2 separate regions of the Homo sapiens genome follow, and region 2 is linked to region 1. Evidence: chromatin loops called from intact Hi-C (ENCODE). Cell type or tissue: ascending aorta. All regions are shown on one strand. Each heading gives the region's core, and the rest is flanking DNA. Links, peaks and the distances in the headings are about the cores only.

Region 1 (10,321 bases), core at 887-8,886:
AACCAGTCTTGCCATTTGGAAACAATAGTGAGAGCTGTATTTTCTTCCTCTTTCTCTCCCTGCCTCACACATACAGTTGCCCAAACCATTGCTAATAGGCAGGTCCTATTGCTAACATCAGCAATCATATTTAGACACATCAGATAGCTATTCCAAGGAGGCATTTTTAATTTCTCTCCCAGCTAAAGCTGTCACCTTGGACAGGAAGCGGTGGGTTCTGTGCAAAACCACAGGAAAAACTTTCCCTAGAACACTGGATTTCAAGAGATGCCTATGCCCTTTCTAAGCTTGTAGACACTTTAAAGCAGTGCTGAAAACTGTGCCTGGCACTTAATGGGGACACAGTAAGCGCTCAGCAAATATGGAATATGCACAAGTAGCATCAGCTTTTGAAAATGCTCTTTGCTTTATAATGTCAGAAGAAGTCCAGGTGCAGTGGCTTGTACCCACAATCTCAGCAATTTGGGAGACCGAACTATTGGGATTGCTTGAGGCCAGGAGTTCAAGATCAGCTTGGGCAACATAGCAAGACCTTGTCCCTAAAAAAACCAAAAAAACAACAAAAAAAATTAGTCAGGTGTGGTGGCATGTACCTGTAGTCCCAGCTACTTGGGAGGCTGAAGCAAGAAGATTGTTTGAGCCCAGGAGTTGGAGGCTGCAGTGAGCTATGTTTGCACCACCACACTCCACTCTGGAGTGACACCCTGTCTCTAAAAAATAAACAATAAACAATTAATTAATTTTAAAATTAAAAAAATAAAATATCAGATGAAATGGTCAGTGTATTAAACACTTATCAATGGATTCGACCCTAAAGCTTAACTTTTAGTGATTCTTTCTAATATTAGCTTTATTAACCAAAGTGTGGGATTTTCCGGTTGCTCTTTTGACGGCTAGCTGATAGGATGAGGTAGGGGCAGGGACAGGAGAGAGTTGGGTGGGGGCAATGAAAGCCCTGGCCTGGCGGACATAGTTTCAGTCTGCTCTGCAGAAGTTAAAGTACGCCTGGGAAGACAAGGCAGATAACGTAGCACGCAACTGAGCTCATGAGTGGAGGAGAGAAAAGAGAAAATGTGTCTCTGTGGGTAACCCCTGGGGGAGCCCATTTTGCAGTAAATGCAGAAACAGTATTATTAAGTCAGGATGAGCGTAAGAAGGACTGCCAGAAATAGACCCCGCCCCCACCCCCCGCACCGCCCCAGGTCACTGCACCTGCCCAAACCTTGATTCTCTCCCTTGAAAAACAGGGACGATGATAGCACCTCCCTCAGCGGGCTGCTGTGGTGAGGATTCAGCAAGATAATCCACGAGGCTTCCAGGAGATGAAGGATGCTCAGTAAATATTTGTGATGATTATTCACAGAGATGAACCTAAAAGCTAAATGCCACGAGTGACTGGCTGGATGTTACAATGTCTGGGGAATGCTTCGCAGCCTGACCCTTATTCCAGAAAGTTCTGTGAGTATCCTCATGACCTCACTGAACGTCAGCGCCGACTGCTCTTACTTAACAGGGGAGAGCCACAGACTCTGCAGTGCGTGGCAGGCAGGGCCTGTCACTGTCTACTGTTGTCGCTGTGGCTGTAGCAGTGGAGGTGGCCGGGCCTTCTTTCCCACCTCCCCTTCTTCCCCATGGTCAGCCCCGCTCCCAGGCTCCGTCTGTGCCCCTGCAGCTCCCCAGCGGTGGCCTTTTTGTTCAGTGCTTCCTCGGCGGCTGGGACTCACCCTGATTTAAAAGCTCCAGACGTGTTCTCGGCAGCCCGGGAGCACAGGAGTCAAAGCAAGACCAGGAGCGGGTTGCTGAGAGGACGCCACGCTGACTGGGGATCGAGAGGGTGGCTTCCTTCAAACAGAGAAAGGAAAAAGCCCCTTGAACCAATCTGAATGTAAAATCCAAAAGCTATGGCCACCGCGAGGAAAACAACAGTCATGATGCGGGCCAGGAGGCCGTCGCCGTGGGAATGCAGTCGGCCCTGCGCATGTGGTGTCTGAGCAGGGCCCGAGACCTTCCAGGGAGGGGAGAAATACTTTTTGGCTGACTCTCCTGACTCTGTGTTTCCTACAATTCTACAACAAAGATCCAGGAACATGAGAAAAGGAAAATGAGAAAATGAGTCCTGTGATCCAAATTTAAGCCAAGAACAGGACAGGCAATGTGAGCCAAATAGAAATGAGGCCAAGAGTGCTTTCTTGGGGCCCCAGCTTTTTTTTTTCTTTTTTCGAATGCCCAAACCTGTTTAACTGCTTAGTGTGAACTCTAGTTCTGGGATACAGTTCACTATGGGAAAGGAAATTTAATTAGCACTGGCGACCTCACCTTCATTCTTAGGTCAATACAGTAAACTGGCATATGAATAGTGATTTCTACCAATTGATTCCTGAAGGAAAAGAGAGAGAAAAGGAGAGAGGAAGACACACACACCTACACACACACACACACACACACACACACACACACACAGAGACAGAGACAGAGAGAGACAATGAGGCACAGAGAAACAGGCAGAGACAGAGAGACAGAGAGACAGAGAGAGGGGAAGAGAGACAGAGAAACAGAGACAGAAAGAAAGAGACAGACAGAGAAAGAGAGACAGAGAGGCAGAGAGAGACAGAGAAGCAGAGACAGAAAGTCAGACAGAGAAAGAAAGAGAGGAGCAAGTGACATACTTTAAAAATTATTCTTGAGAGAGGTCAACCTGCATCAGCTGCAGAAATCAACAATCACTTGGCAGTGTCAGCTGTAATACATTCCCACATTGCATTCTGCACGGGCATTGACTATCTTGACCCACACTCTCTATATCATGTTCACAGTAACGTAAGTGGTCAGATTTCTACAATTAGGCCTTGCAAGATAATAATGACAAGCCGTATTCGTATATTGCTTTACTGTTTGCAAAGCAGTTGCATAATTATCATTACGTTTGGTTCCTCATGACTGTGCTGTGAGGAAGGCGTTCCTGTTCCCATTTTAGAAGTGAGGACACAAAGTTACAAGTGTCCAAGCCAGAACCTGATGCCAAATCCCATGACATTTCTGCCGTACTGGGCTCTGCCATGCCCTGGGAGGATGGCCACCTGCAAACACAACCTTTCTCCTAACAGAGAGAGAAACTGAGACGCAAGCTCGAGTAGCAACTTGATGGAATGGCACAGTGGGGACCACTAGCTCTTAGAATACGTCAATTTTGATTGGCTGAAATTGACAGGAGTATCTAAGACAAAAGATACTCCAGAAAATAAAGGGATCGGGGAGGGATGATGGAGAAGTGACCTTACGGTTATCATGAAAAGGGCTGTGTGTCAAGACAGCATTACACCTAGTGGGAATTGGAAGGATTTAGCTGTACTTTATGTCTCAGAATGTGCTAATGTGATTACCTCATATTAGCTATTATGTGTGCCCTATGAATAATGTCATCCCAGTGCTTCTGGAGAATAGGAGTGGAGCTGCAGGCCCTTCAAAACAATCCTAGGCAGAGTCTGAGTAATCCTGCACATCTGAATCACCAGCAAAAGACAAGTTTCAATTTGGATTCAGAAAATACATGATGCAAACCTTTCTCAGCCCTGGAAGGGAGGGAAGGCATGGGAAGAAGCAGGATTGGACTGGAAGGACTGGCTGTCTTTCCTGCGTGCTCTCCCTTTGACCTGCTTGGCACACCCTGCTTCCAAAATGGCCCATGTGGTTGACAGTCTGCAGGGATGTGAATAGAAACCCAAGACGTCGGGCTCGGTGCATCTCGAAGCAGGGCCGCAGTCTTAAGCACAAGACAGGCACATTCCGCTCACAGCATTTCTTTCTAGTCTGAGCAAAATCTTCCCACAAGGCCAAAATCCCAACGGCTGGACATGAACAGGGCGTATATGTTTTTCCCCTTCCAAGCTCTTTTGTTGCATTTTATTGTTTTTCCTACCTAGATATTAGGCTGTCTCCTTGATGCGAAACATCCTTCCTTTCTAGAATTTCCAGGAAGCACAATTGCCTCCCACATTTAGATTTAATGTAATTCAAACCAAAGTTTGAGGCTATTTCTCCTAATTCAGGAAAAGCTGTGAGCTTGGCAACCCAAATGGAAAAAGACAGAAAAAAAAAAGGATGGTAGTGGATTTGGGGGTGTTTTTCTCATTTTTGGTTGTGTGTGTGGCGTTTCATAAAGCGTATAGGAGAATTAAGCTCAAAAAGCAACTGCTTGGAGAGATAGAAACTCTTGTAATTCATGTTGTGCATAATGGATTTGGCAGGCCCAAGCACAGAAATTTCCAGAAGTGTTTGCGTGGCAGCAGTTCTTAGCCAATTCACATTTTTTAGCAGTTCTGGCCAGCTGCCCAGCCTGCAGAAAAAGTCTTGTATCTCCACAAGTTTGGCTGGCCTCACTGACGAGTTTCCAAACTGCATGGCAACATTGGATGAGCTGCTTTTCAAGTGCCAAAAAAACTCCTGCTACTTATATTGTTACTAAATACCAGATGTGCTTAATCAAGAGCGCGTGGGGCCAAACCTAGGGTAATCAAATAACCTATCATTAACATTTTCTAAAAACAAAAAATGCAATTGGAACACCAGATTACTGTTTTTCTTTGTTTGCTTTTACGCCCTATTACTGGAACCCCTAGGGTGATATGAACAGGACACGGGTGGGGAGGCCGGCTCTGAAGACGCTGTTTACAATCACAACCCTGCACATCTGAAATATGTGTGAGAAAGTCAAGGCCTGCACAGATTTCCTCTGGGCTCCTCACAAGGACCCTGGCCCCTGGCGACTCCCGCCCTTCAGGGGAGGGGCCCTGCAGGCAGAGGCTCACACCGCACTGAAAAACACTGGAAGTTTGAGGTGCACTGGAGTTTGACCTTGAAAGAGGGAAATGCAGAAAGAGACAGCAGGGCAGCTTTGGGGACTTGGCAAATTAGCAAATGTGCAAGAGTTGGAAGCTGCTGCTGCTGCTGCTGCTCGAAAAATACACAGAGATTCTGAAAGGCTGTAAGAGACAAGAGGATGCTGTGTGGCTTTGTTGGCGGCCCCAACTGGGCTCCGACTGGTAGATCTTGAAGTATTTCTTAATACAAAAATCTCCAATTCTATTTGGGTCCCTCTCATTGCTGTAATATAGATATTTTGTAAGTTTTCCGGGAATCCGATGGGAAAATAAATGTGGCTGGCAGATTCTCCCCCTTGCTCCATTCAAGGTCATTCCTGCTGTCTGGGCCTCCAGGGACCTGCTTCTCCAAACCTCTGTGCCTCCCACCTCTCTAATCCCCTCTCCCCCAGACTCACAGTTCTAAAGAGATGAAAAGGACATCTTTCTTACCCCAGGGTTGCTGGGTGACCCTGATAGATAATGTGTGTTGGGGTGATTCGAGAGCGAGAGGGAATATTGCAAAATGAAATTCTATAGAAGGAGATGGAACCTGCAATAAGAAATTTCAGAGTTAATGACTCTTCTGAAACTGTTTGTTATCTGCTTTAAGACAACCGTGTAAATAAAGGAATAAGAGACTCAACACTTCGAGAGTTGTTTTAAGAAACCTATTGCTAAAAATGTGTTATAATCCCACTGTACCTCGGATGCCATTGTGCCAAGCCAGACTCAGAGAGAGAAGATTTAGTGTTTCTCTGTTGCGTGGAGCCACTGGGGGGCTAAACTATGAGCTTGCTCTAATTAGCAAGGACATGCCTTGAAAATGTGTGATTTCAGCAGATGTGAATAGTAAAGTAATGCGGGGCTGGTATCTACCACATCTTTTGAACTTATCTTCCTAACTATAGTCATGGGTTTTACACATCGGATGCATTCCTGAAAAATCGGGTGTGAATCCGTATACAAAGTGGGATTATGTTTGAAATGTTCTGGGGATGCTCTGGACTTAGAGGAAACATGTATCAGTGAAAAAGTCACAGGGAAAGTCATACCCATCCCCGATTCCTCTTTGTTGGGTTTGGACGGGCCCTCAAGCCCTGGCGGAGGTTAGCATAAGCTGCCCCTCACTTTCACTGCTGGGCCATTGAAAGGAAAGGGCTGGTCCCCGAGAAGGGTCAAGGCAGGGCTATTTTGTTCTCCAGCAGCAAAGCAAAGAATGCTGGAGGAAACCACCCAAGCGACAAGCTCTGCAGAGGGCAACTGGAGGCTGAGTCTAAAAACAAAAGTGGAGGAGCCCATCTCCTTGGAGCTGTTTATATTACATAACTCAAATAAACACAGCAGTTCAGGAACAGTTCCCTTGGCGAGGGCCAGGACCATGAGAGGCCGACAAAGGGCGTCTCCTTCAGCCACCCTGGTCAGAAATGGCTTCTTTAAAACAACAATAATAACAATACACAGGGACTTGCCAGTCCAATTCAGCAGGGTGTCTTGAATACATCAGAGAGGAGTCGCTCTAATTAGGCCTTGTAAGGTCCCTTTATTTTCTCTAGCTAAGGAAATAAATCCTAATCAGAGAGCCCAGAAAGAAGCAAAACTGACACAGGAATGGCTATTCTCATGTGCAGAGTAGGGAAAGGAAGCCCTTCCAGTGGGTTTTCTCAGCACTCGAGAGCCGCTGTGAAGCTGGGCCAGTGCGACGACTGCTTCTTGGGCAATCGAGTAGTGGCTGGCTTTCTGTGACTTCAGCTCCTCTTCAGTTCAGAGCGATGCAGGGGCCGCCAGCCTTCTGGGAAGCATTGGGCAGTTTACATGGAGTCTGTGTGAAGAATAATAATTTAAAACAAACAAACAAACAAACAAACAAAAATGGTTACTAACTCAGTAAATGACCTCAGGCCTGCAGGCCCAAAGTCTGAACAAAATCAATCTTGAATTGAGAGCAAGGCAAGAACCTACTGAAACCTTTTTCATCAGTGCCCCTAAGTCTCCAGGGACAGCAACCCCTATCATATACCAGGGGCCGAGAATAGAAATAAAAATTGTGAACACAATCCTGAGCATGGGCTGATGGTACTAGCTGCCAACAACTGCCCCATTAGTAGGCTATGGGTACGTGCTAGGGAACATTTTCTCTACGAGGCTTGCATTTAAAAATATATCTTTCTTCAAAGCTGGCCCGGGGAGTGGATGGCGAGGAAGAAGCCTTCTTTCTCCGTGCTTATTGGGCGCTAATTCATCCTGTGATTTGCTGCGGATAGCTTACTTCTCTGAGCCTGCGTTTGCTGTGTGAGAATGACTGAGATCCTGTCTTTCAGCCAGTTAATGTTTTAGACAATTCCTGGATGAAAGCCACGCTCCAGAATTCGTCCCCCGCAGTGTGTTTCCTGGGTGCCCATGGGGCCAAGGAGGACAGAGGACGGTAGCTAAGGGTAACCCTCACTACTAAAGGCTCTCACCTCTTCTTCCTCCTTGGATGTGTCCCTGAAGACATTTGTCTCTTGGTTTCTTTATTCTCAAAAGGAGGACAATTCCTACCCGCTCCCTAAGAATGTTTAGGAGTAATAGCTAACAGAAGTTATTTAAAAGTACCTGGCAAATAACATTCAGGACCAGGTGCTGAATGATCCCCTTCCTCACACCACCCTACCTAATGCATTACCTATGTGCTCCCCTTTCAAATGCATTGCTGACAGACTGCCCTATGGGGTGTAAGGCTATTCTGTACAGAAGAGGTCTCTCGGGCTCCTCCAGAGAAGTTTGCTTTGCAGGAACCGCTGAAATCCTTACATGTCCAAACGCATGTTCTGGGTAGAAAAAAACAGGTGATGAGCTGTAAGGTAGAAGGCTGCCAGGATCCACCCATGGGCACCCAGGGTTTGGCACCCCTCTTTCCAGGGGGAAGCAAAAGTGAACCAATCAACACGACGAGGTCAAGTTCAAGTCTGCCTCAGTAAAACCCTGGGGACTTTCTTCTTGAAAAACAACTGGGACAGTGTGACAGCTGTTTAAGGATGCCAAAGAAAAGGGTCCCCGGGGAAACCTCCCCAAGGGCTACTCTGCTTGCAGGAGTCTGTGATAAGTGACAAAAAAAAGACAGACAGTGAGAATAGGGCAAGCCAGGCCCAGGTGAATGCTCTGATTAGCTAGTGATCGGAGTGCCACAAAGATGTAAGATCTAGCAGTGACGACAATCATGATAATAACTACATTGATTATTATGGTTGTCATTGAGGCCTGTTAAACAATAGACTGCCTTTTAGCTGTGGCCCCTCTAAGAACATTTTACCCAGAAAAGTGTACCACATTGCAATCCTCACAGCCCCTTCCGTGGCTTCATTTGGTATGCTTACAAATGAAACACAAATCAGGTTTTATGGTTGCTAGATACATATTTGCAACAACTTTAAAATCTGGTTCATGATGCAAGTTGTTCCTCACAGCAAATGCGTGGTGGGACGTCAGAACGACGACAAAGGTGGGAACAAAATCTCTGCCCAGAGATGTGACGTGTTGGAGGCGAAAACAGATTGCATTTGCATGGCAGCCACTGCCACTGAAACAGGCTGGAGAAATTCCTTTTATGGCAGGCACTGGACTTAGAACCCAAAGACCTGGATTTCATTATTGGCTCAGCCACCTCCCGGCAGTGTTAACTGGGGCAGGTTAGTTAACCTTTCAGAGACTCGATGGTCTCACCTGTAAACTGGAGCTCAGGATACCTAGCTGTCAGGGTGGTTAGGATGGTCAAAGGGCACCCCCAGGAGCATGATAAACATGAGCTGAAACAGCGAAGTCGGAATCTGTATACAGACATGACCTGTCGCCTCTCGGAGCATTAACCCTCCCAGTGAACTGGCAGGAGAGGTCTCCTGTCTTACTTCTCGGAGCAGAGGCACAGAGCTGGGAAGTCGGCCTGCCCACCTCCCCTGAGAGCTGGCAAGAGAGCCAGGAATGGGATGCACGCACATGCCGTTTGATCCAGAGCTCTTGCTACCAGGCGCATGGCCTCTTTAACAGCTCACCGGTTGTTGGATTTGCTTCCATTTTCTCCTGGGCCTAAATCGTTCCCCAGCTTCCAAGGGGCACTCCCTCTTTCACACTTGAGGGTACCACCCAGGGAACTGAAGGCTCGGAAAGAGTAGCAACAGGGAGTAACATGGGCACCAGGGAGAAGGAGGCTTGTTATATTCTTTCTAGATGAATCTCCAGGCTGCGGCAGTCCCGGGCGAGTCCCAGGCCTGCCGCAAAACCTGTCCGCCGTGGGACTGCCTCAACATGCTGTTTGGGAAGTCAAGATGTTCAGTGTAAACTTTGTTCTCCCTTCCCTTTCTTCGGGGATTCACAGAGGCAGCTCTTCCAGGGCCTTCCTCTCCAAGTCTTTCTGGTGCTGAAATCTGAGGTCACACACCCTGGAACACGACTTCTCTGTCAGAACAAGCCCGTGAAGCGGCTGTCCTATCCGAGAGGGCTGTGCAGCGGGTGGTGTTGGCCCTTGAGTTTGCCATGGTTTGGGTTTCTCAGTGGCACTATTTTTGGCAGATTTTTTTTTCCCTCGCTCTTTATCACAAGCCCGTCGGGGAAATGACAGCGGAATTGCAAGCTTGAATGGACTTGTTTGACAGGCCAACTTTCATCCTGAGCACTGCTGCTGACTTTTAAAAAGGAACTCTGAGAGGAGGATAGTAATTTCACACTAATTCCTTGCTGTAATTTGCTTTTGAGTATAAAATGTCGTGTTTCAATCACCCTAGCTGCGTGGTGTAAGGGAGAAGATGGGACACACGTGTGGTTAATGTGTTTGTAATAGACACACACAAAGACACCACTTTGCTCTGAAGCAACAACACAGGAAACACTCATCCACACTTCAAGGGAATCTCCACCAGGTACAAACAAGTGCATTCAAAGGAATTCATAATACATTGCCAGCTTTGGCAGAAACAGAGAGCTCCTTTAAACAGAAAATCTCACGCTTGACATCTCCATCATCCAAGCGTTTATGAGAATATCTTTATCCCCCAGGCTGCATTATGGAGAGGAATTGGGGTGGTTTTAGGCAAACCCCAAAAGTAGGAGGGTCTGAAACCCTGGATGGACTTAATGCATTGGGGGAACAGATCAGGTTCAGCTGAGGAAAGTGAAATTCATCTGGGAGAAGGGTAAGTTAATAGGTACTGGCCAAAAGGGAAATAGCCTCCACGCTGAAGAGAGCTGATGAGGCTGTGCTTGGAAAATCCCCTAAGAAAAAAACTACAGGGTCTCACAGAGAAGCCAGTGGTGAGGGCTTTGCCCAGTTTAGAAGCAGGAAGCAACAACTTTTTCTGATTTATTAATCTGCACATGGAAGCACCCTAATCCCATCCCTTCACCAACTCTCACCGCACTTAACTATCCTGGCCACACTGCCTGACATTTCATTTTTCTCCCGGGATGGCCGCTAATATTTCACATACTTAGTC
Region 2 (10,321 bases), core at 748-8,747, 540 kb after region 1:
TGGCCCAGAGCAGGATGGCCTCGGGCCTGGCCTCCACCCATGGGGCTTCCTCCTCTGAGGCAGAGAACTTTGAAAAGAAGTCACCCACGTGGCTTGCTTCTAACTCTCCCAGAAAGGCAGCAAATGTGGCTTGTTATACTAGGGAGAGAGGCCGTCTCGGTGAGGACACTCTGGTGGCTCACGATTGGCCTGATTTCCTCAGATGACGCTGGATGGTCAGAGGCCGCTGACCCTCCAGTCCCTGTCCCCTAGGGACCCCGGCCAGCGTCAGTGGCCGGTCAGCTCCTGCCAACGCCTCCTGGAAACTGCACCGTTGCCCCACTCGTGGGTAAGACCCCATGTAGTCCTTGAGCTCTTTTTCTCAGGAGGGGCTGATGCATGCACGGCCAGGGCCCTGGGCCTGGCTGCCCAGCTCATCCTCGCTTCCAGAAACTCCCCTTCTCCCTGCTGCATGGGACTGGTGCCAGGCTGCATCGTGGTTTGGCTTGGGAGCAGCGTGCCTCCCTCCTGAACGTCGCAGCTCCGTGTGCTTCCCGAGGTGACGAATGACCTTGATTCACATTGGTGAAGTAATGGCTTTCCTCCTCAACCTTCTCATCCATTAGTCACGTTGCAACACGGCCCTGCATGGCACAGAATGCATTCCCAGGAGCCAGCTCAGGGAATTGCAAACACCTGCCAGGCTCGGCTTACCAAACTCACAGTCACACAGTCAGCCCAGGTGCCCGGAACTGCCTTGGCCCGCTGCCACCAAAGGCCCCACAGCAGGGACTTGGGAAAGTCTGAGAGCAAAGGCCAAGGACTGGAGCTTAGGTCCAGGTCTCCCCTTGCTCCGTAACTTTGGGCAAATGACTTAACCTCTCTTAGCTTCTGCATCTATACATCGCCAATAACGCTACGAGCACTGGGGAAAAGCAAATGAGAAAGTGGCTGCAGAAGTATTTTGTAAGCTGTTATAAAGCACCAGACAAATGACAGTGGTTCAGTCCCATGGAAAAACTGGTCACAATGGGTGACCGCTGGGTCATTACCCAAGGAGTTTTTTGTTTGTTTGTTTGTTTGTTTGTTTGTTTCTTGAGACAGGGTCTTGCTCTGTCACCCAGGCTGGAGTGCAGTGGCACAATCACGGTTCACTGAAGCCTCAACCTCCTGGGCTCAGGTGATCCTCCCACCTCAGCCTCCTGAGGAGCTGGGACTGCAGGTGCATACCACCACACCTGGCTAATAATTTTATTTTTTGTACTTGATCTTAGCTAAAAGGCTGAGAAGTGATATAATTTTATCTTTTGTAGAGATGGGGTCTTACTGTGCTGCCCAGGCTGGTCTCAAATGGCTGGGCTCAAGGGATCCTCCTGCCTCAACCTTCCAAAGTGCTGGGATCACAGGCATAAGTCACCAAGCCCAGACACCTAAAGATGGCTCATTTCTATGAGGAATAGAAATGATGTCCCTGAATCCATTTCTGGGACATGGAAAGACATAACACAATGTTTCTAGTACAGGTTGAATATGCTTCTCATTTAAATACCTAGGGGGCTAGGCACAGTGGCTCATGCCTGTAATCCCAGCAATTTGGGAGGCCCAGGCAGGAGGATCACTTGGGGCCAGGAGTTCAAGACCAGCCTGGGCAACAGGGCAAAACCCTGTCTCTACTAAAAATACAAAAATTAGCCGGGCGTAGTGGCGCATATCTGTAATCCCAGCTACTCAGGTGGTTGAGGCACAAGAATCACTTGAACCCAGGAGATGGCGGTTGCAGTGAGTCGAGATCACACCACTGCACTCCAGCCTGGGTAACGGTGCAAGACTCCATCTCAAAAAATAATAAACAGCTTGGGAATCACAGTGTTTTGGAGTTTGCATTTTTTTGGATTTTGGAATATTTGCATAATATGCTTATCAGTTGAGCATCCCAAATCCAAAAATCCAAAATCCGTAATGCTCCAATGAACATTTCCTCTGAACATCAGGCTGATGCTCAAAAAGTTTCAATTTCTGGAGGATTTCGGGTTTTTGGTTTGGAATGCTCAACCTATATATCAGTAACTAAACTTCCTGTGTAAAATCTGAGAAACAAACCCCATGCCACATTGCAAAGCATTGTAATAAGATGCCAAGAAATATCTATAGGTGTATGTATAGTACAACCTCTGCCCCAAAATCATTGCTTGGAGACTTGGGATTGGAACCTACATTGCATTAATGGCTATTATTTGAGCCTGCAATGAGATACAGTAGGTGGGTTCAACAGTGGACTCAGATGCCTGTAATCCCAGCTACTCGGGAGGCTGAGGCAGGAGAATCGCTTGAACCCAAGAGGCGGAGGTTGCCGTGAGCTGAGATCGTGCTACTGCACTCCAGCCTGGGTGACAGAGTGAGACTCTGTCTTAAAAAAACAAAAACAAAAACAGTGGGCACCATCTTCCCAAGAAATCCTGAATTATGTATCACCTCCCCTAGCATCCAGAATCACACACGGCCCCACAACCCACAAGGTCCTCCCTACAGGACCACACCCCTGCTCACCACCCTCACATCCTCTCTTGCTACCATCCAAGAGCAGCGTCCTCCCCCAAGCTTTGGACAGGCCACCCTCATTCCCCTCTCAGGGCTTTTCCGCAGTTGTTTCCTCCCGCTGGAATGCTGGTCCTCTGGTCTGGGTCCTTCTGCCCTTTGCGGAGCTGCTCGTGCAGACACCTTCTCTGATTCCCTATCTAAAATTTTTGCTCAGCCAGGCACAGTGGTTCATATCTGTAATCCCAGCACTTTGGGAGGCTCAGGTGGGAGGATCCTTTGAGCCCAGGAGTTCCCAGCTTGGGCAACACAGCAAAACCCCATCTCTACAAAAATATTTTTAAAAATTAGCCAGGCATGGTGGTGCACACCTGTAGTCCCAGCTATTCAGGAAGTTGAGCCAGGAGGATCACTTGAGCCCAGGAGTCTGAGGCTGCAGTGAGCTATGATCACACCACTGCACTCCAGCCTAGGAGACAGAGTGAGACCCTGTCTCAAAAAATAAAATAGCCAGGAGCAGTGGTTCACACCTGTAATCCTAACACTTTGGGAGACCAAGGGGGGTGGATCACCTGAGGTGAGGAGTCCAAGACCTGCCTGAGCAACATGGTGAAACCCCGTCTCTACTAAAAATACATTAGCCAGGCATGGTGGTGGGCGCCTATAATCCCAGCTACTCAAGAGGCTGAGGCAGGAGAATTGCTGAACCTGGGAGGTAGAGGTTGCAGTGAGCCGAAATCATGCCACTGCACTCCAGCCTGGGCAACAGAGTGAGACTCCATCTCAAAAATAAAATAAAATAAAATAAAATAAAATAAAATAAAATAAAATAAAATAAAATAAAATAAAATAAAAAAGTTGTTCCTCCTCTCCTACCCTCCCCTCTAGCCAATCTCTGTCCCATTATGCATTTTTAGTGTCCTTATAGCATGTCACTCTCTGAAATGATTTCTTCTTAATTTTATGTATTGACTGTCTCCTATGTCTCCTATGAACACCATAAAGGCGGGGCCACATCCCCCTCATTTACCACTGGAATGGAACAATTCCTGGGCCAGAACAGGGTGCTTAAAAAGCATCTGTTGACCCCCTCCAAGAGTCCAGTAACTTCAAGCAAGCTGAGCAGGAGAGCACCAACACCTCTCGAGTTGCCAATGGCCAGTTTCAACACCTCAGACAGTGGGGCCCACGGCCGAGCTCCTGCCATTGCATCTGAGGCCTCCAGTGCTAAGGGAGAAGCCCTGGGCCTCTTCCACTTTTGGCCTCCTTCTCTGCTGGAGCTGCACCAATTTCCACAGGAGTTGGTGACGGGGCACGAGTTGGCCCCGGTGCTCCACACCCAGAGCCCTGGGCAGGAGAGCACCTTCTCCCTTTCTTGGCCTCACCACCAGGACCGGCAAGCTTTTCAATTCCCCCATCTGCAAGACAGGGACAAAGAATGCTTTGTCACCCCACCTACTTCTCACGGGTGTTATGAAACAACTATTTGCTCGGAAAACACTTTGAGCAACTTGGGGAAAGGTGCCCGGGGCTCAGATGACGCCTGTTGCATTTGATCCAGGCCAAGGAAGGACTGTGCCAACTAGTCATCCGGTCACCGCCGCACCCCCCGGAGGAGCAGGAGGCACAGCAGCTTCTCCTGTGTCTCCAAGCCTGTGTCACAAAGCCCGTTGGCCGTGCCGTGGTCCCAGAATCTACCCACAAGGTGTGTGTGTGTTCCTGCCATTGGCCGTGCCGTGGTCCCAGAATCTTCCCACAAGCTGTGTGTGTGTTCCTGGGGCTGCCTGAGCCACTGGTTTCAGCAGAATCTGAGCTCTCTATGGGCCTGGACAGTGGCCTCCAAACACCCAGCCTACCCTTAGCCAAGAAGAAGGGCCGAGGGTCACCTGGGGATAACATACCTGAGCTCCTGCCCTGCCGGGCGGGGCTGAGATTTTGCTGCCAGCATCGCAGGCAGGGAGCTGGGAACAAAGGCAAGTAGTCTTGGCTCCCCAGCCTCGGGAGGGCAGATCGTAACCTGCAAGCAGGCAGGTGCCTCCTGAGCCGACAGCAGTGGCAGCAGCCACCTCGTTACTATGACAACCATACTTGGCCACCATCACTCTGTCTCCAAGAGGGGCCAGCCCCAACCTTGACCACACAGGGTCACCCAGGGCTGCCCAAGGTGGAGAATGGAGAAGAACCCAGGCGAAGGCAGGCCAAGGGCCGATGGACACACCTCCCCTTTAGTCAACAGCTCAATCTAAGCTTCAGACTGGACATTCGACTCAAAGGTGGGACAGGCCTCTCTCTCTCTCTGCAGCATTCACCCCAGGCTGCTGCTTCAAGATAAACCCCTCTCCCTGCAGGTGACTTCAGCAAGGCCTTTAGCAGACAGTGAACAGCAGACAGCATGCATGTTTAATTATAACTCTCTTGCATAGGCAGGGCTGGCTATATACAGTATGTCTGCCTGTTACTAATTATATTTACTTTCAAACGAAGTGGGGGAGATCTTCTGAAGATGAGTCAGAAAACAAAAAAGCCCTTCGTTGTTATGAAAGCAGGGGAACGTCTCCTGAGAGCGTCTGAGCAGCACTGTCACTGCCTGACAATGGAAAACCTGAGCGCCAAGGCAGCCAACCCAGTAAACACTGCACGCTGGCTTTCCTGGCCCAGCGTCCCTTCGAGCCAGTGCCTGAACTGCATACCAAACCACAATCAATAGGAAAGGCGTTCTCCCTCCCGGACAGAGTGGCATTTAGAGCCTGGCTGGCTCTTCCTGCAAAGACAGGGCGACTCGGCGATCTGCTGTCACCTTAATTGGGAGGCAGCGTTCCAGTTGAAACACAGCAAAGGTTTTTTCCCTCATCAAAGGAGAAGCATTCTGACCAGATGGCTGAATTGAAAAGGCTTCATCCTCAGCCTCCACACAGCCAACGGTGTTATTAATAACAACACTGCGAATGCCACAAATCACATGCGAACACCTAGAAACCCAAAATAGTCACCACACGCAGAGCAGTTGTCCGCGCCTTGGCGGCGATTAGGTCATTGTACTAATTTCAGCTGGACGCAGCCTCACACACATATGTGGACTCACATCCGTGTCTGTCTGTGTGTTTGAGGTCTGCAAGGGTGAGGTGCCCGCGGTTGTTTGAGGGGAACTGGTCCCCAGGCCCCACTCAGCCATCAGCTGCCTCTTCTGAGAAGACTGCGTGGGCAGCCCTGCCTCCTCTCCACACAGACGCCAGAGTAAGCCCAGCCGAGGGTGACACATCCGCCCAGGAGAGCCATGCAAACTCATACTGTTCAGAATGGGTTTTCCAATCGTTTTCTAAACAGTCACACTTGTTTTGTTTGCTTTCTTCCAGGAAGGCTGCACTGTTTTGGAAAAGTAGGGGGAGGACATTTTTTTAAATGAGTTCACTTCCTGAGTCTTTAAAATATTTCCCTGTAGACAGAGTATTGGGAAGCTGTGGCCAGAGGACAGAGCGGTCTCAGGTGGGCGGCACCCGGAGTATGAGGATCAGAGCGTGTCCCCCCACGCGCACTCTTCACAAGCCGGGGAACTGGAGTTGGCAACGAGACAGCAAGGAAGGAGCTGGGAGAGCATCCCTTCCCAAACCCCCATCCCACTTCCCACCACCCTCCAAGAAAATGTTTCTAAAGCCAGGTTGGAATTTGGAATGGGTTTTCCTGTTTGTCCGGGCAAGGTTGAATTGTGAAATCACATTATTCAAAAGAGAAGAGAAACAGTAGATATGAGAGACTAGTCACTGGAGATTTTATTAGGAAGGAATCATGAGGGTAGCCAGCATGAGTCAAAGTGCATTATTTTACCCGTTACTCGTGGTCGCCCTATGAAGCAAATGGTGGTGAGCCTATTTCACAGGTAAGGCCCCGAGAGGTGAGGTGGCAATCCCAGGGGCCCTCTACCCACTCCCACAGACTAAGTCGGCTTCCCTGCTGGACACCTTAGCAATCTGCACCATTCCTTCATTGCTGGAGTCATCACTGGAAGTGAAAGTTATTTGCAGGGTGAGTTGGCCTATGTCTGTCACTCCCCACTAGAATGAAAACTCCATGAAGACGGGGCTTGTCTTGCTCACCAAAGTACGCAGACTGGGCACAGTGCCGTGAGCACAGTAGCTTTGAAATATGTATTTATTGAAGAGATTAAAAAAAAAAAGCCAGGCATGGTGGCTCACACCTGTAATCCCAGCACTTTGGGAGGCCGAGGCAGGTGGATTACTTGAGATCAGGAGTTCGAGACCAGCCTGGCCAACATGGCAAAACTCCATCTCTACTAAAAATATATACATATATATATATATATATGCACAGTGGCGAGCACCTGTAATCCCAGCTACTTGGGAGGCTGAGGCAGAAGAATCACTTGAACCCGAGAGGCGGAGTTTGCAGTGAGCCGAGACCACGCAACCGCTCTCCAGCCTGGGCAACAGATCGAGACTCCATCTAAAACAACAACGACAACAAAAACAACGACAACAAAACCCTCTTGTTCTAAAGGAAGAAAGAAGGCCCAAAAAGAGAAACATGGCAACGCCGAGCATGCCAGCAGAAACATAACATGACCCACTTCAAAACCAGTGCCACAAACCCTTCCAAATTCACAAAACACTGGGGCCTGGAGGGCCTGGTACCTGGGCAGTGAATAGGCCTTTCCACTTCCTATCGAGGCACTGGACGGTATGCATAGGGAGTGTCCCCCCACATGCAGCAGATGGGGTACGAGTGCCCTTCCGACAAATGGAGAATCAAAGACAGAGACAGCAGTGCTTTATCCTGAAAGTAGCTCGAACAGCAAGGGCAGAGCTTGGCATCAGATCTGTCAGCCCTGCCCATAATTCCCTGATCAGATCACAGATGGAAGCAATGCTCTAGTTTTCAGAGCAATGGTCCAAATTCTAGTTTTACCCCACAAAGATTACACCCAGCCTCAAAGTGTGGGGACCTGGTCACTGAGAAAGCCTCCCTTTTCCCACCCTGGCTCCCCCTGCTCCCCTCAAAGCCCCCAAGCTTCACTAGAGTGGGTAATGAGATGAGGAAGAAGAGCAGATGGAAGAGCAGGCAGAAAAGGAGGGCTGGAAAGAGGAAGGACCCTCCCACCACCTCACCAAACTGAAGGCTGTGCTCCCAGCAGGCCTGCTGGGGTCTTGTCTTCCATGTGTTTTAAGGCACAAGCATTTGTAAAGGCCTGTTGGCTCATTGTGTTCCTGGCCTTGTCTTAGCACTAGAACTCCTCAGGAAAAACACAGAGCCCTGCCCTCGAAAGGCTTCCAGTCTCACAGCAAACCAAACAGTACAGCTTAGAGGTCTCCAGGCACAAAGGCTGCTTGCCATTCCTGGCTTTTCCATTCTCCCAAGTCCGGGTGAGGAAGTTGTGCTGTTCCAGCCTCAAACCAAGCCAGGCACTCCCTTTGGGCCTCTTAATTTCTGAATTCTGCTGGGTCAAGGTTTATGAGAAAGTGGATGCAGTCATTTCTAGGAGAAACAGAAGTGGGGAACTTGTAACACATCACCCCTAAGGAGACCACACTTGGTTCCTGGGTCACACCGAGTACATGGGGACAGTTTGACTCATCACATCTCCTTTCCTCTGGTAAGCGGCCCTCTGGAGCTGCGGCATAAATGCTGAGCCCAGGGCCCAGAAGAGTCAGGACTACCCTGTGGGCACCGTGTGTAACACACACCAGAAAATGCCCGAGACCCACGGCACGCGACTTAGCAGCTGTCACGGAGCACGAGAAAGCGCGCCTTCCACCATGAATTCTCTCTAAAAGCCATCTGACTACAGCAGCTCAGATGACTTTGTTCTTAGTGTTACATTTTAACTGACAAAGTTTAACAACAACTATGACTTACGGCCTTCTAAAATTGGCAGCAAAACAGGAAAAAACACAAGTGAAGCCACTCAGTACCATGCATGATTTCTGTTGTTTCTGAGCATGTGTGCATGTGTATATGTGTGTGTTATGTGTATGTGCATATGTGTATGTGTGTATGTGTGTAGGAATGTGTTGTGTGCTATGCGTGTATGTGTATGTTATGTGTGTGCTTGTGTGTTATGTGTATGAGTATGTGTGTATGTGTGTTATATGTGTATGTGTGTGTTGTGTGTATGTGTGTGTAGGTTATGTATGTGCTATGGTTGCATGTTATATGTTATGTGTGTGCATATGTGTTATGTGTGTATGAGTATGTGTGTTGTGTGTGTTGTATGTGTGTGTTGTGTGTGTGCATATGTGTTGTGTGTGTTGTGTTTGTGTGTTATGTGTGTGTGTATGGTGTGCGTTATGTGCATGTCTGTTACGTGTGGTGTGTATGTATGTTATGTGTGTGCTATGTGTGTATGTGTATGTTATGTGTGTGCTTGTGTGTTATGTGTGTATGAGTATGTGCATATGTGTGTCATATGTGTATGTGTGTGTTGTGTGTATGTGTGTTGTGTGTGTTCATGCATGTTGTGTTTGTTGTGTTTGTGTGTGCTATGTGTGCGTGTATGTGTGTGTTGTATGTATGTGTGTTATGTGCATGTGTGTTATGTGTGATGTATGTGTGTGTTTTCTAATGGTAGAAATATATTCCAGACACACTGTCCTGGTGTTCCCAAGCACATATTTATGCCAAGTTTATAAAAAGCAGCTGCAGACAGGACTGACTGAAGGCTCACTCTGCTGTCTGGCTTCCAGAAGGTGCATCGGTTCTCACTCTGTCACCAGGACTTGGATTTACCTTTTAAAACCCTCTAACTTTCTGCATCGTGCACCTGAAGGAGACACACCTGTGGCTCAGAGTGAACCAGAACAATGTCCACCTCTTCCCTTCTAAGCTTTCATAGTACACTTTTTATTTGAAACGTGCTTGAATGACGTGTGTTGTGATCATTTTTAGTCCATCAAAGTCCTCAAACAGATACAAAAAGGAAAGTGTTCCAAGGCTCATTTCACAAATATCTGGGTGTCTCAGAGAGGCAGAGTGACTCAAGCACAATCAGCGGTTTTCTGAATCCTTTAGAACATAGGGCAGAGGCCTCTGTGGGTCAGTTGAGGCCAAACTGTCTCTTCATCCACTGGCTCTGGTTTCAGTAAGATGCCCTTTTCCATCAGCCTAAGCCTCTCAGTCCTTCCCCACATACTCCCTGTGGTCTCTCCCACCCCGACCAGTGAGAAGCTCCAGCCTCTACTTTACCTGCCTTTGGTTCGTCCCCCACCCCAACACCCTGAGAAATCCGAGTGGCTGTCATCTCCTGTGCCCAAATCCACACACTCATCTGCCAGTTTTCTCACTGACCTGGGATAGGGACTCCACTTACTTCCCTCCTCCACCATGGGCTTAATAAAGACAATAATAACCTGCTTTGTAGCTCTCCTGGGGGTGACTAATTGGTTAATCTTGGGAAGGCCCTTTGAAGATGAGAAGCCGGTATTACTCACGGGGTTGAAGGCATGCACCTGCCCCAGTCTGGGCCTGAGTCAGCAGAGAATGGCCTCCCACCTGCAAGCAGGCTGGGAGAGCTGGCCGGGGCCTCTGCTCAAGGTCAAGGTTGGCCAACAGAGGGGTGTGGAGCACACACCTGGCACCTGTGGGAGGAAACCAAGAGGCCTTGGCGGCCTGCGCTGGGTGAGCCTTTCCAACTCTGGGAACTGTGCCCCATCAGCATTTGCAAGGTGTAATAAGCCTTCCAGTAACTCTGCCAAGAGGGCAGCACATGTCAGGAATAGCAATCGAGACAGTATTTCCTGGTAATTGTTTGGGGAAAATGCTTTTCTCATAGCAAAGCCCTCCCATTTTCTCCTTCCTC

Evidence for each region. A loop is a pair of places that touch in the nucleus more often than their neighbours do. Peaks named below come from ENCODE experiments on the same cell type or tissue, not always from the same donor. Only the 100,000 strongest peaks of a DNase experiment are listed, where the experiment ranks them.
Region 2: a loop joins it to region 1, with 4 times the contacts of the local background. A loop is called at or near these places in 4 of 110 quality-filtered maps.

What each region holds. Positions count from the first base shown.
Region 1 is chr1:234,529,804-234,540,124 of GRCh38, forward strand. It overlaps LINC01354 (long intergenic non-protein coding RNA 1354), which reads right to left and starts at 1,976. Exons shown (of 3, transcript NR_038426.1): 1 at 1,725-1,976; 2 at 1,223-1,378; 3 at 1-539. RefSeq lists a silencer at 5,980-6,274 and an enhancer at 10,264-10,321. In ascending aorta, for the core only: no CTCF peak of the experiment used is centred there; DNase peaks (open chromatin) are centred at 1,508, 1,968, 3,608, 4,338 and 4 weaker places; H3K4me3 peaks cover 2,712 bases; H3K27ac peaks cover 8,000 bases.
Region 2 is chr1:235,069,688-235,080,008 of GRCh38, forward strand. LINC01348 (long intergenic non-protein coding RNA 1348) reads right to left here and starts at 131. Exons shown (of 4, transcript NR_027454.2): 1 at 1-131. RefSeq lists an enhancer at 5,584-5,833. In ascending aorta, for the core only: no CTCF peak of the experiment used is centred there; DNase peaks (open chromatin) are centred at 4,074, 5,274, 5,724, 6,374 and 1 weaker place; H3K4me3 peaks cover 1,553 bases; H3K27ac peaks cover 5,299 bases.